Linked DNA regions of Homo sapiens: all the other regions are linked to region 1. Evidence: chromatin contacts called from ENCODE Hi-C or POLR2A ChIA-PET data. All regions are on one chromosome and are shown on one strand. The core of a region is the stretch at or near the end of the contact, and the rest is flanking DNA. Distances in the headings are between cores, read along the strand shown.

Region 1 (3,923 bases), core at 955-3,454:
TACAAATGTCCTGGAATCAGATCGTGGTGATGGTTACACAACTCTGTGAGTATGCTTAAAACACTGAATTTATTGCACACTTTAAAAGCGTGAATTTTATGGTATGTGAATTATATGTCAATTTTTAAAATTGTATGAGAAAAACAAGTTTTCCCTGGCATCCTGTATTTTTATTTGCTCAATCTGGCCACCATAACTTGATGCAATTCTACAGTACCTCATGGACAGTCAGGCCCAGTGACCCTTCCTAGGGTCCCCTCGAGCCTGAAAGCATACTCCAGTGTCCACACTGTACAGTGGGGCAGCCGAAGACAACTGCGGCTGCAGAGAAAGTGCGAGTCCCAGGGAAAGAAAAAATGCAGGTGCTAAGCCAGGCACAGTGGCTCATGCCTGTAGTCCCAGCGCTTTGGGAGGCTGATGCAGGAGCATCACTTGAGGCCAGGAGTTCGAGACCAGCGCGGGAAACATGGCGGTACTCCATCTCTACAAAAAAAACCCAAAAAAATTAGCCAGGCATGGTGGCATGTGCCTGTGGTCCCACCTACTCTGGGAGCTGGGGTATGGGGGCTGAGGCAGGAAGATCGCTTGAGCCCGGGAGGTAGAGGCTGCAATGAGACAAGATTGCACCACTGCACTCCAGCCTGGGTGACAGAGAGAGACCCTGTCTCAAAAAAAAAATTTTTTTTTAAATGTGGGTGCTATTTTGGGACTTTGGGCTTTTCTCAGCCTCAGTTTCCCCTCCTGCAAAATGGAGTAGAACAATTATCTTCAAATATCTGTGAGAGATGGTGTTTATGAGACACTTAGGGCAAAAAGGCAATCATCCTCAAAAAAGAAACTGACAACTGCAGCGGCTACCTGCTTTTGTAAGTAAAGTTTTATTGGCACCAGGGCCAGGATTAAAGGGAGGCAAACAAGGCTGAGTGGTGCAAGGACAAGGGTCTGATCATGTCTTAAGAGTTTTAGTGTTTTGGCCAGGCAAAACACCAAAACTCTTTGGCCTGCAATCCCAGAACTTTGGGAGGCTAAGGTGGGTGAATCACCTGAGGCCAGGAGTTCGAGACAAGCCTGGCCAACATGGTGAGACCTCATCTCTACCAAAAATACAAAAAATCAGCCTGGTGTGGTGGTGGGCACCTGTAGTCCCAGCTACTAGGGAGGCTGAGGCATGAGAATAGCTTGAACCCAGGAGGCAGGGGTTGCCGAGATCATGCCACTGCATTCTAGTCTGGGCAACAGAGAGACTCGTCTCATAAATTAAAAAAAAAAAAAAAAAGTTTTGGTGTTTTGGCCATATGCGGTGGCTGACACCTGTAATCCCAACACTTTGGGAGGCCTAGGCAGAAGGATCTTTTGAGGCCAGGAGTTCAAGACCAGCCTGGGCAACATAGTGAGATCCCCGTCTCTAAAAATAAAATAAAAAATAAAAGTTTTGATGTTTTGTTCATCATAAATGTTTTCATTAATTTTATGTTTTTAAAATATTATTTCTCTTGATGGCTGAGTTTTGTGGGGCCACCTTAAATTTTGCACAGGGGTGAGATCCTCACTCGCCTCACCCTAGAACCCGTTCTGCTGTGTGTACTGGGCACATTTTTTGTTGTTGTTTTGTTTTTGTTTTTGAGACAGAGTCTCGCTCTGTCGCCCAGTCTGGAGTGCAGCGGCGCTATCCCGGCTCACTGTAACCTCCGCCTCTTGGATTCAAGCGATTCTCCTGCCTCAGTCTTCTGAGTAGCTGGGATTACAGGCGCGCGTCACCACCCCCAAGTAATTTTTTTTTTGTTTTGTTTTGGTTTTTTTTGTTTAGTAGAGACAGGGTTTCACCATGTTGGCCAGGGTGATCTCGAACTCCTGACCTCAAGTGATCTGCCCACCTCGGCCTCCCAAAGTGCTGGGATACAGGCGTGAGCCACTGCGCCCGGCCAATGCGCTGGGCATATTGATTAACCTATCTTAGCCTCAGTTTCTTCATCTGCAAAATGGGGCTGAACGATGCTGCCTTACTTCTGAGAGGATTCATGCAAAATATTTACTTCTGCGCTCTGCTGGAGGGGCGGGGCCAGCTCGCCCAGTGGGGGCGGGGCCCTGTGGTCGGGCTCCCCGGGAGGGGCGGGGCCAGGCCGTGTCAGCTGACCGGCCTGGCCAATGGCACCTGGCGGCGGGGCCTGGCAGGCCGGGGCGGGGCCGGGGGCGGGCCTGGCGGCGCGGACTCCCGGGCCATGGACGAGTCGAGCCTCCTGCGGCGCCGCGGGCTCCAGGTGAGGCCCCTGCGCGGGCGGGCGGAAGGCAGAGGGCGCGGCCAAGTGGACGCGGCCTGAAAGGTGCCGGGAGGGGCGGGGCCTTCACGGGCTGTAGGGAAACTGAGGCAGAGGGTGGGGAACGCTCAGATCGCTTCTTTTTGACCACCCGCTTCTCAAAGTGCTTTTTCTCATGGTGGGAAGGGGGAAGGTGCCCCCTTGGACATCTAGGGAAACTGAGGCTCCAAGCGATGGCGTGGGAGGAAGAGGCTGAGGGCTCTGCCCCTCCCCACCAGCTGTTCTAATAATAATGCTAGCAACAGCAGCCAGAGAGCTCACCATATGTTCATGGTTGTTTTAGTCCTATTACTAGCGATGTATTAATATGAGTTCATATGTATTAATACCTCCTTGGGTCGTCGCTGCACCACTGTACACCCTCAGCTCAGCCCTACGACGACCTGGGGAGGTTGGGGCTGTCAGGCGCCCATTTGTCAGAATAAGGAAACTGAGGCTCTAGTCCCGGAAAGCCACTCTCCAGAGGTCGCCTAGCTGGGATTCGATCTGCGCCCTCAACCAGCTCTCTTACGGCACAAGGCGCTGCCAACCAGCAGTGTGACCTGGGGGGAGGGCACCCTTGCTTCTCTGGGCCTCAGTTTTCCAATGAGCCATAGGGTCCTCCTTTTACTGAGTTTATGTTTAGGAGGCTGTGTCATCAGGAGGTAGGGACACAGGCGTCGGGGACAGCAGAAGCCTAAGTTTGAAGCCACACAGGGACTACATGACCCCGGGCAGCCACCCTTTGACTTCTCTGGGCCTCAGTGTCCCCATTATAAGAAAAGAAAAACAGGAATTAAGATTTGGCCATTTTCCTCTGGGACTTAGACCACACCCTTAAGAAGCCACCAAGTTTTCAGGTAGGGAACCTGGGATTCAGCACTTACCCAACGAACATTTATGGAGCGCCTGCTGTGTGCCTGGCTCTGGAGAGGCAGCGGAGTGTTCTGCAACCTCTGGAGCTGCCCTCCTAGAAACCCCAACCTGTTGGGGGAGGTAGACGCCAGAGCAGCGGTGACCCCACGGAGTGATCAGTTGTGATAAGGGACTCACAGCAAGTGAAGGAGGCGCCTGACCCAGTCATTGCTGGGAGCCCTGGGGTAGAGGAGGCAGCCAAGGGTGGCGAGGCATTGCAGCGGGGGGCGGTATTTAGGGAAATGAAAGAGGTTGACAGAAGCTGGAACCTAGGGAGGACTGAGCAGGTGGGGTGGGGGTCGGGGACTGAGGTTAGCTCCGGGCGGGTTGAGGGGGTGAGAGGAATGGGGCCGGCGGGTCTCCAACCTGGAGCCGCACCGGTAGCTGCGGGACTGCGAACTCAGCAGGTGATGGGAAGCCAGGTCGGGAGTGGTCAGGGAAGGCACGGGCTGAGCTGCAGATCAGAGACACCCGGTCTCTGGCCGCGCGGGGGTGGGGCAGAACTGGAGGCGCTGAGGCCAGAGGCAAGAGTGGGGGACTTGGGCGGAAAGGAGGGGGCGGGGCGGGATTGGCGAGCAGCGTGGTGTTGGTGGGGGGGCAGTCCCGCCTCCAGCCCCAGTTAGATGCCAACCCGCCCGCAGCCTCTTAAAATAGAGAAACCGCCTCCGGGTAGGCGAATGGGGGTGCTGCTGACGTCAAGAAGTGGGGCCTGTT
Region 2 (3,923 bases), core at 1,404-3,903, 760 kb before region 1:
TTCGCCCGCCTAGTTCTTTGGTTCGCGTCTCCGCCCGTGTTGTTTTCTGGGTTTCCTTCTCGCCCGCCTACCTCGCTCCCTGCTGCTGGTCCCCGCCCGCACTGATGGTGCATTCTCCAACTTGTCCCCACCCATGCTTTCTTCTGGTCCCCGCCTCGGAGCCTCAGTTTCCCCATCTGCAAACTCCGGACCCTGGAGACGCTGTTTGGAATGTGAGATGGGCGTAAGTTGACTAAGGGAGGACGTGGGAGGGGCGGGCCGGTTGGGGAAGATTCCTGGTGACAATAACTTCAACCACCCCAGTAGGGCTGTGATACATAATTACAGCAAGCCCTGCTTAGGAACTTTGCACGCACCATTTGGCTGCCTAGAACACTCCTCATGCACTCTTCGTCCGGTTAACACCGACTCCCTTCAGGATGTAACCTCGGAGAGGATCCCATAGAGTTGTCAAGTTTAGCAAATAAAAATACAGTCCGTCTAGTTAAATGTAAATTTCAGATAAAAGAATAAATGTTAGCTGGGCGGGGCGCACCTGTAATCCCAGCTACTTGGGAGGCTGAGGCAGGAGAATCGCTTGTGCTCAGGAGGTCAAGGCTGCAGTGAGCTGAGATCACACCCACTGCACTGCATCCTGGGCGACAGAACGAGACCCTGTCTCAAATACATATATATACATACATACATAAATGTTTCTATGTCCTATGTCTACATGGGACATACTAGTACTAAAAAATTATTCATTGTTTATTTGAAATTCACATTTAGCTGGGCGACCTGGGTTTTACCTGGCATTTGGCCAACCCCTGACTATTCTGAGTAGCTCAGTCTGTTAGACTGAAAGCCCAGCGAGGGTAGGAACGAGGGGCCAGGTCTGGTTCTCAATGCGAGCACACAGTAGGCGCTTGCTGTACGCTTGTTACAGATGTAACAACTAGCTTGTTACAGATGTAATAACTAGCTTGTTACAGATGTAACAACTAGAGAATGGCAGATGAAATATAAATATGTCATCATTTGTTCCTATTTTACAACTTAAAATATTAAAGCCTCGGCCGGGCGCAGTGGCTCACGCCTGTAATCCCAGCATTTTGGGAGGCCAAGGCGGGTAGATCACCTGAGGCAAGGAGTTCGAGACCAGCCTGACCAACATGGCCAAACCCTGTCTCTATTAAAAATACAAAAAATTAGCCAGGCATGGTGGCGCACGCCTGTAGTCCCAGCTACTTGGGAGTCTGAGGCAGGAGAATCGCTTGAACCTGGGAGGCGGAGGTTGCAGTGAGTCTAGATCGCGCCACTGAACTCCAGCCTGGGCGACAGAGCGAGACCCCGTCTCAAAAAAAAAAAAAAAAAAAAAAAAAAGCTTGGGCAACGTAGTGAGATCCCCGTCTCCACCAAAAAAACGAAAACAAAACAAACAAACAAAAACAACAAACAAAAAGAAACACCGAAAAGTTAGACTGGCATGGTGGCTCGCGCCTGTGGTTCCAGCTACTCAGGAGGCTGAGGCGGGCGGATCCCTTGAGCCCAAAAGTTGGAGGTTGCAAGAGCCGTGATCGCGCCACTGCACTCCAGCCTGGGCGACAGAGTGAGACCCTGTCTCAAAAATAAAATAAAATAAAATAATAAAGTAAATAAAAATATTGAGCAGGGCGAGGTAAGGGGGTATTAGAACTCTATTCTGTCAGACAGATTTTTCTTAACACGCAAGTGCGCCGCCCGCCCGCTCTGATCCAGAACCAGAGAATCCGCCATGCGAAGGCGCTCCCGGAGACCCCGCCCAGCCAGTGCCTGGAATTCCACCATCAGCGCTTTATTCCGAGTTTCAGTGCTGTCCTGGGTTAACCTGAAAGCAATCTCCGAGGCTCCCCTTTCTGGCTTTCGGGGAGCCAGAGACTGACCGGACACTTGGCTCTGCAGGTGCAGACCTGGACCAGAGAGACAGAGAGCCAAGGAAGTCCACAGTGGAGAGAGGGCTGTGCTGGGGGTTCCAGGAAGACTTCCTGGAGGAGGGGATCTTGGAGCTAGGCCTTGAAGACGAGTTTGTCAAATGAGGAAGGGCATCCGAAGCCGAGGGAACGGCAGAAGGGAACGCTGGGGAGGGGAGAGAATCTGGAGAGTTCCGGAAAAAGCAAGTAGGACTCTTTCCAGAAGTTCGGGCAAGATTTTCCCTGGATCAGGGCGTGGGTTCTCCAGTACTCGTCCCTCCCGGTCACCGAGATGCTCTGAGTTTCCGGTCTGAACCTGAACGTAAAGAGGTGTAGTCCCTCCTTTCTTGAACGGGAAAACTGAACGCACATAGGTCCTTGCCACGCCTAAGGCTGCGGAGTGAGCAGATGGAAAATGCGGGACTCAAAACCTCCCCTCGCTGTAATTTGCACTGCCCTGTGCCAAACTCTGTCCTTTCTTCCATTCCTTATTCCTATTGTCAGCCTCGCTGCGCTAGGACCCTAAAAATTTGGTCTCATGTTGCCCGGGGAACAACATTTCGCTACACCTACCTCCATACCGCCTCCCGCTCCCGCTCTCCCTTGCACCAGCCAATGGAAGCGAGTATCTTCAGACGGTGGGCAGGACGTATCCTAAGATACCCAATGGTGGTCGAGAATAGTTGAGCACTTTACTAGTCAAGCCGCGGAGTGGGCGGGGCCCCCTGCCCAGACTTGAAGCCACACAGGCAGGTCGGGCAGGCGGGTCGCAGGTTGTAAATCCATGTGGCGGGGGCTTTGGACCCTGGCGGCCCAAGCGGCACGTGGGCCTCGCAGGTGGGGCTACAGGGGAAGGGGTGCGACAGCTTGGGGTGCTGCTTGGACCCCAGACCCACTCCCTGGGTTTTAGGGGCCCAATTCCCTGCGGCAGAGCAATCATTCGCGTTCTTCCGTGCCTCAATCGTTCATGACCCTTGCGGCAGAGCCCATATCTGGGTCTCCTTCTGGCCTCACAGTCCCTAATCCGGTCACCCTTCGGCCTTCAGAACATCCAATTTGTGCATCCCCCAGCCGCAGAACCCCCCCACCTGGAGCATCTCGCGATCATCGAGCCCTCGGTCTACTTGACACTGAGGCTGAGCCTCCCAGGTGCGCTGATTCGCCTCCCCTCCGGTTCCAGATTGTGCACGCGCCGGAGCAGCGGCGCACCAGCCCCCGGCTCCGGCGCCACCATCTTCGCGCTAAGCTCTGGCCAAGGCCGCTGCGGCATCGCAGTGATCCGGACCAGCGGCCCCGCCAGCGGCCACGCCCTCCGAATTCTCACAGCACCCCGAGACCTGCCCCTTGCTCGCCACGCCAGCCTGCGCCTGCTCAGCGATCCCCGCTCCGGGGAGCCTCTGGACCGCGCACTGGTGCTCTGGTTCCCAGGTGAGGGTCCCCAGGTTCCGAGCCTCCTGTAGGTCCCATGACTCAGTTTCCCCCTTCCAAGGGTTTGCACTGGCTGTGCTGTCCTCCTGTCACCTGTCTGTCACATTAGGTCCCCAGAGTTTCACCGGTGAGGACTGCGTGGAGTTCCACGTGCATGGAGGCCCGGCAGTGGTGAGCGGCGTCCTGCAGGCCTTGGGTGAGTTGCAGCGTTGGGTGAGATGCTTGGTCCTCCCAATGGGCCTGGGTGGGGACCAGGGGGTGTCAGACTGGGACCTTCCTGCAGGCAGCGTGCCAGGGCTTCGACCGGCGGAGGCAGGCGAGTTCACCAGACGGGCGTTCGCCAATGGGAAGCTGAACCTGACCGAAGTGGAGGGGCTGGCGGACCTTATCCACGCGGAAACAGAGGCGCAGCGGCGGCAGGCCCTCAGGCAGCTGGACGGAGAGCTGGGCCACCTCTGCCGTGGCTGGGCCGAGACCCTCACCAAAGCAAGTCCCCCATTTGTCCATTCTCTCCCTCAGAGACCCCATCTGTGCAACCCCTGCATGAGACCCCCTCTCAATCCCGCA
Region 3 (3,923 bases), core at 515-3,014, 590 kb before region 1:
CAGGCGTGAGCCACCACGCCCAGCCCTCCTTTCTTTTTGAATAGTCCTGGCACCGTTGCCAAAGATGAGTTGACCATATATGCATAGGTTTATTTCTGCATCAGTTCCAATCATTTATTTATATGTCTATCCTTATGCCAATACCACAGTTTTGGTTATTGTACCTTTTTATTGTTTGAAATGAGAAAGTATGAGTCCTCGTATTTTATTCAATATTGTTTTGGCTATTTTGGGGCCATTTGCAATTTATTATTAATTTTAGGATCAATTTGTCAATTTCAACAAAAACATTGTAAATTTGAAAGGGATTACATTGCATCCGTAGACCAATTTGTGGAGTACTGCCATCTTAACAATATTATACTTTCCAATCCATGAACGTGGAATGTCTTACCATTTATTTAGATCATCTTTAATTTTTTTTTTCACCAAAGTTTTAGTTCTTTTGCTTGTTTCGAGACAGGGTCTCACTCTATTGCCCAGGCTGGAGTGGAATGGCAGGAACACAGCTCACTGCAGCCTTAGTCTCCTGGGCTCAAGTGATCCTCCCACCACAGCCTCCCAAGTAGCTGGGACCACAGGCAGCTGCCACCGGGTCCAGCCTTGGCTTCCCAACGTGCTGGGATTACAGCTGTGAGCCACCAAGCCCAGCTACAGCTCTCAAGAAGTACAGTCTTGTACTTCTTTTATTAAATTTATGCCTACTTTATACTTTATGATGCTATGGTAAATGGAATTGTTTTCTTAATTTGCTACTGATTTTAAAATCCACTACCTGTGTGAGTTGAACTGCGCTTACACACATCACTGAAATATCCCACTCTCAGAAGTGGCCCAGCCTCCCCAGGCCCACCAGGCCTTCTTCCCCTTCCAGCCCTCTGTCCAGGCAAGAACTCGATTGGAGGCCTTTCTGGGCACTCAGAGGGACACACCACCACACTAGGAGGGTTAGCTTAAAAAATTCAACAAGCATGGCCAGGCGCAGTGGCTTTCGCCTGAATGCTACCACTTTGGGAGGCCGAGGCAGGAAGATCGCTTGAGCCCAGGGGTTCAAGATCAGCCTAGACCATATAGCAAGAGCCCGTCCGTCCGGAAAATGTAAAAAAAAAAAAAAAAAAAATTCAACAAGCATATTTTCATCCCCTACTTTTTTTTGAGATGGAGCCTCGCTCTGTCGCCCAAGCTGGGGTGCAGTGGCACGATCTCGGCTCACTGCAACCTCCGCCACCCCGGTTCAAGCGATTCTCCTGCCTCAGCCTCCCGAGTAGCTGGGACTACAGGCGCCCGCCACTACGCCCGGTTAATTTTTTGTGTTTTCAGTAGAGACGGGGTTTCACCGTGTTAGCCAGGATGGTCTCGATCTCCTGACCTCGTGATCCGCCCGCCTCGGCCTCCCAAAGTGTTGGGATTACAGGCGTCAGCCACCGCGCCCGGCGGTGCAGGAATTTTAAAACTCACCAAAATACGCCCTCCTTCAGAAAATCCCTGCCACCTCGATAGGACGTCCTCTTCTTGAGCTCCCCTCTCCGGCCCTCCCTGATACAGCAAGGTTGAGCATTCGGGCACTGGCTTCCCGAACTCACTTCGACTCAGGCACAGCAGGCAAAGATTCAATGGGTAGGGCCGGACCGACTGCCCGACCTTCGCGGTGCTTCACTTGCCTCACTGCGCATGTGCCAAAGACAATCACCCAAAGTACTCGAAACCAAGCGGCAGGGCCGGCCCTTGCGCAGGCGTACTAGCGACGGCCGTAGGGAGCGCTTCCTCCTCCCCGCCGCCGCCCTCGCCATGGCCGCGCCGGCCCCGGGCCTCATCTCGGTGTTCTCGAGTTCCCAGGAGCTGGGTGCGGCGCTAGCGCAGCTGGTGGCCCAGCGCGCAGCATGCTGCCTGGCAGGGGCCCGCGCCCGTTTCGCGCTCGGCCTGTCGGGCGGGAGCCTCGTCTCGATGCTAGCCCGCGAGCTACCCGCCGCCGTCGCCCCTGCCGGGCCAGCTAGCTTAGCGCGCTGGACGCTGGGCTTCTGCGACGAGCGCCTCGTGCCCTTCGATCACGCCGAGAGCACGTACGGCCTCTACCGGGTGAGAGCTACGGGGGCCGCCGGGGATCACGCCGAGAGGGCCACAGCCACCGCCTACACCCCGGCTACGGAGGCCGCCGGGGGCCATGCCGAAAGGGCCGCGCCCACTGTCTGCACCTCGGCTACGGGGGCCACTGGGTATCATGCCAAGAGGGCCGTGCCCACTGCCTGCACCTCGGCTACGTGGGTCGCTGGGGGTCATGCCAAGAGGGCCGCGCCCACCGGTTGCCCTCGGCTACGGGGGCCACTGGGGGTCATGCCGAGATGGTCACGCCCACTGCCTGCACCTCGACTACGGGGGCCGCTGGGGGTCTAGCCGACAGGGCTCGCCCGCCTCCTGAACCCCGCCTACAGTGGGTCCCGCAGGACCTCACTGCGCCCTCTGCCTTTATCTAGGCAGGGCTAGAAATGGTCTACTTGCAGTCCGTCTTCCTGCTTCATCCGGTGGCCAGGCAGAGGGAACGGCACGGGCAAGGGCCTGGAAGGGAATCCGAGTGGCCCATGTCAAACGATGCCCATAACTCAGCCCCGTAGCGGACGGGGGCACGAGGAATCAGGTGTAGAGCCTGAATCTCAGGGTCCTGATCTCTAACCCCAGCGAGTTCTCGGGGATCCCTGGGCAGCTTTGCCGCTCTGATGGCTCTGCTTCCAGGCTGTTCATCTTTGGCTTTGAGCCTCAGGATTCTATAGAATCAGAGGAGCGCGCTCTTTTAAAGACAGGGTAACTGAGGCTTGGAGGAGCCTTGGCCTGGCCGAGGGAAGAGTGGGAGGGGCGGGCTCAAAGGCCAGGAACCTCAAGTCACTTGAGTCTGGCAGCGTCAAGGGACACCCCATGCTGGGTGTGCCGTCTTCTCTTTGCATAGAATCTTGAGCTGATGATGGTTTTGTGGGTTTTTTATTAAGAGAAAAGGCTTACTGAACGCTTTATATGCATCAATTCATGAGTCCGTACCACAGCCTATGAGATGTTACACTCATTTCACAGATGGAGAAACTGAGGCCAGAAGAGGTGAGCTTACCTGCCCAAGGCATCTAGTGACCAGAGGGGCAGCCAGGGTGTGATCCTGCCTCATCTGACTTCGTAGTTGGGTACACATTTAACTTCCGCCTTCCTGTGTGTGTTTTCCAAGAGCATCATTAAAAAGTTTTGGCCGGGTGCGGTGGCTCACGCGTGTAATCCCAGCACTTTGGGAGGCCGACGTGAGTAGATCACCTGAGGTCAGGATTTCGAGACCAGCCTGGCCAACATGGCAAAACTCTGTCTCTACTAAAAAAAAATACAAAAATTGGCTGGGTGCGGTGGCTCACGCTTGTAATCCCAGCACTTTGGGAGGCTGAGGCGGGCGGATCACGAGGTCAGGAGTTTGAGACCAACCTGACCAACATGGTGAAACCTGTCTCTACTAAAAATGCAAAAATTAGCCAGGTGTGGTGGTGCGCACCTGTAATCCCAGCTACTCGGGAGGCTGAGGCAGGAGTGAGGCATGATCAGTGAACCGAGATCATGCCATTACACTCCACCCTGGGCGACAGAGTGAGACTGTCTTAAAGATAAAAAAAAAAAAAAGCAGGTTTTTGGCCGGGCGTGGTGGCTCATACCTGTAATCTCAGCACTTTGGGAGGCCAAGGATGGTGGATCACCTGAGGTCAGGTGTTGGAGACCAGCCTAGCCAACATGGCAAGACCCCATCTCTACTAAAAATACAAAAATTAGCTGGGTGTGGTGGCGTGTGCCTGTAATCCCGGCTACAGGGGAGGCTGAAGCACGAGAATCGCTTGAATGTGGGAGGCAGAGGTTGCAGTGAGCTGAGATCATGCCACTGCACTCCAGCCTGGGCGACAGTTGAG

Evidence for each region. Hi-C counts contacts between places; a loop is a spot of excess contacts on that map. ChIA-PET counts read pairs that join two places held with the same protein, here RNA polymerase II (POLR2A). Pooled maps may share reads with other maps.
Region 2: a loop to region 1 is called in a map with no recorded cell type, with 6 times the contacts of the local background. The contact joins the promoter of GTPBP3 here to the promoter of MAST3 in region 1. A Hi-C loop is called at or near these places in 3 of 37 single-sample maps with no recorded cell type and 4 of 50 pooled maps. POLR2A ChIA-PET finds 5 or more read pairs at or near these places in 1 of 52 experiments (naive thymus-derived CD8-positive, alpha-beta T cell).
Region 3: a pooled map shows a loop between it and region 1 (6-fold over the local background). The contact joins the promoter of PGLS here to the promoter of MAST3 in region 1. A Hi-C loop is called at or near these places in 9 of 37 single-sample maps with no recorded cell type and 4 of 50 pooled maps. POLR2A ChIA-PET finds 5 or more read pairs at or near these places in 2 of 52 experiments (activated CD4-positive, alpha-beta T cell and activated CD8-positive, alpha-beta memory T cell).

Annotation. Positions count from the first base shown.
Region 1 is chr19:18,095,574-18,099,496 of GRCh38, forward strand. It overlaps MAST3 (microtubule associated serine/threonine kinase 3), which reads left to right and starts at 2,205. Exons shown (of 28, transcript NM_001393504.1): 1 at 2,205-2,258. The coding sequence starts at 2,220. It also overlaps a transcript of IL12RB1 not described here. RefSeq lists a silencer at 1,940-2,449.
Region 2 is chr19:17,334,900-17,338,822 of GRCh38, forward strand. It overlaps GTPBP3 (GTP binding protein 3, mitochondrial), which reads left to right and starts at 2,654. Exons shown (of 9, transcript NM_032620.4): 1 at 2,654-2,765; 2 at 3,109-3,356; 3 at 3,466-3,552; 4 at 3,640-3,842. The coding sequence starts at 2,713. RefSeq lists enhancers at 1,623-2,294, 2,295-2,966, 2,967-3,638.
Region 3 is chr19:17,509,885-17,513,807 of GRCh38, forward strand. It overlaps PGLS (6-phosphogluconolactonase), which reads left to right and starts at 1,765. Exons shown (of 5, transcript NM_012088.3): 1 at 1,765-2,076. The coding sequence starts at 1,789. PGLS-DT (PGLS divergent transcript) reads right to left here and starts at 2,005. Exons shown (of 3, transcript NR_147835.1): 1 at 1,459-2,005. RefSeq lists enhancers at 611-1,268, 1,269-1,925, 1,493-1,742, 2,236-2,530, 2,493-2,752 and 1 more and silencers at 1,803-1,932, 1,943-1,992, 2,236-2,530.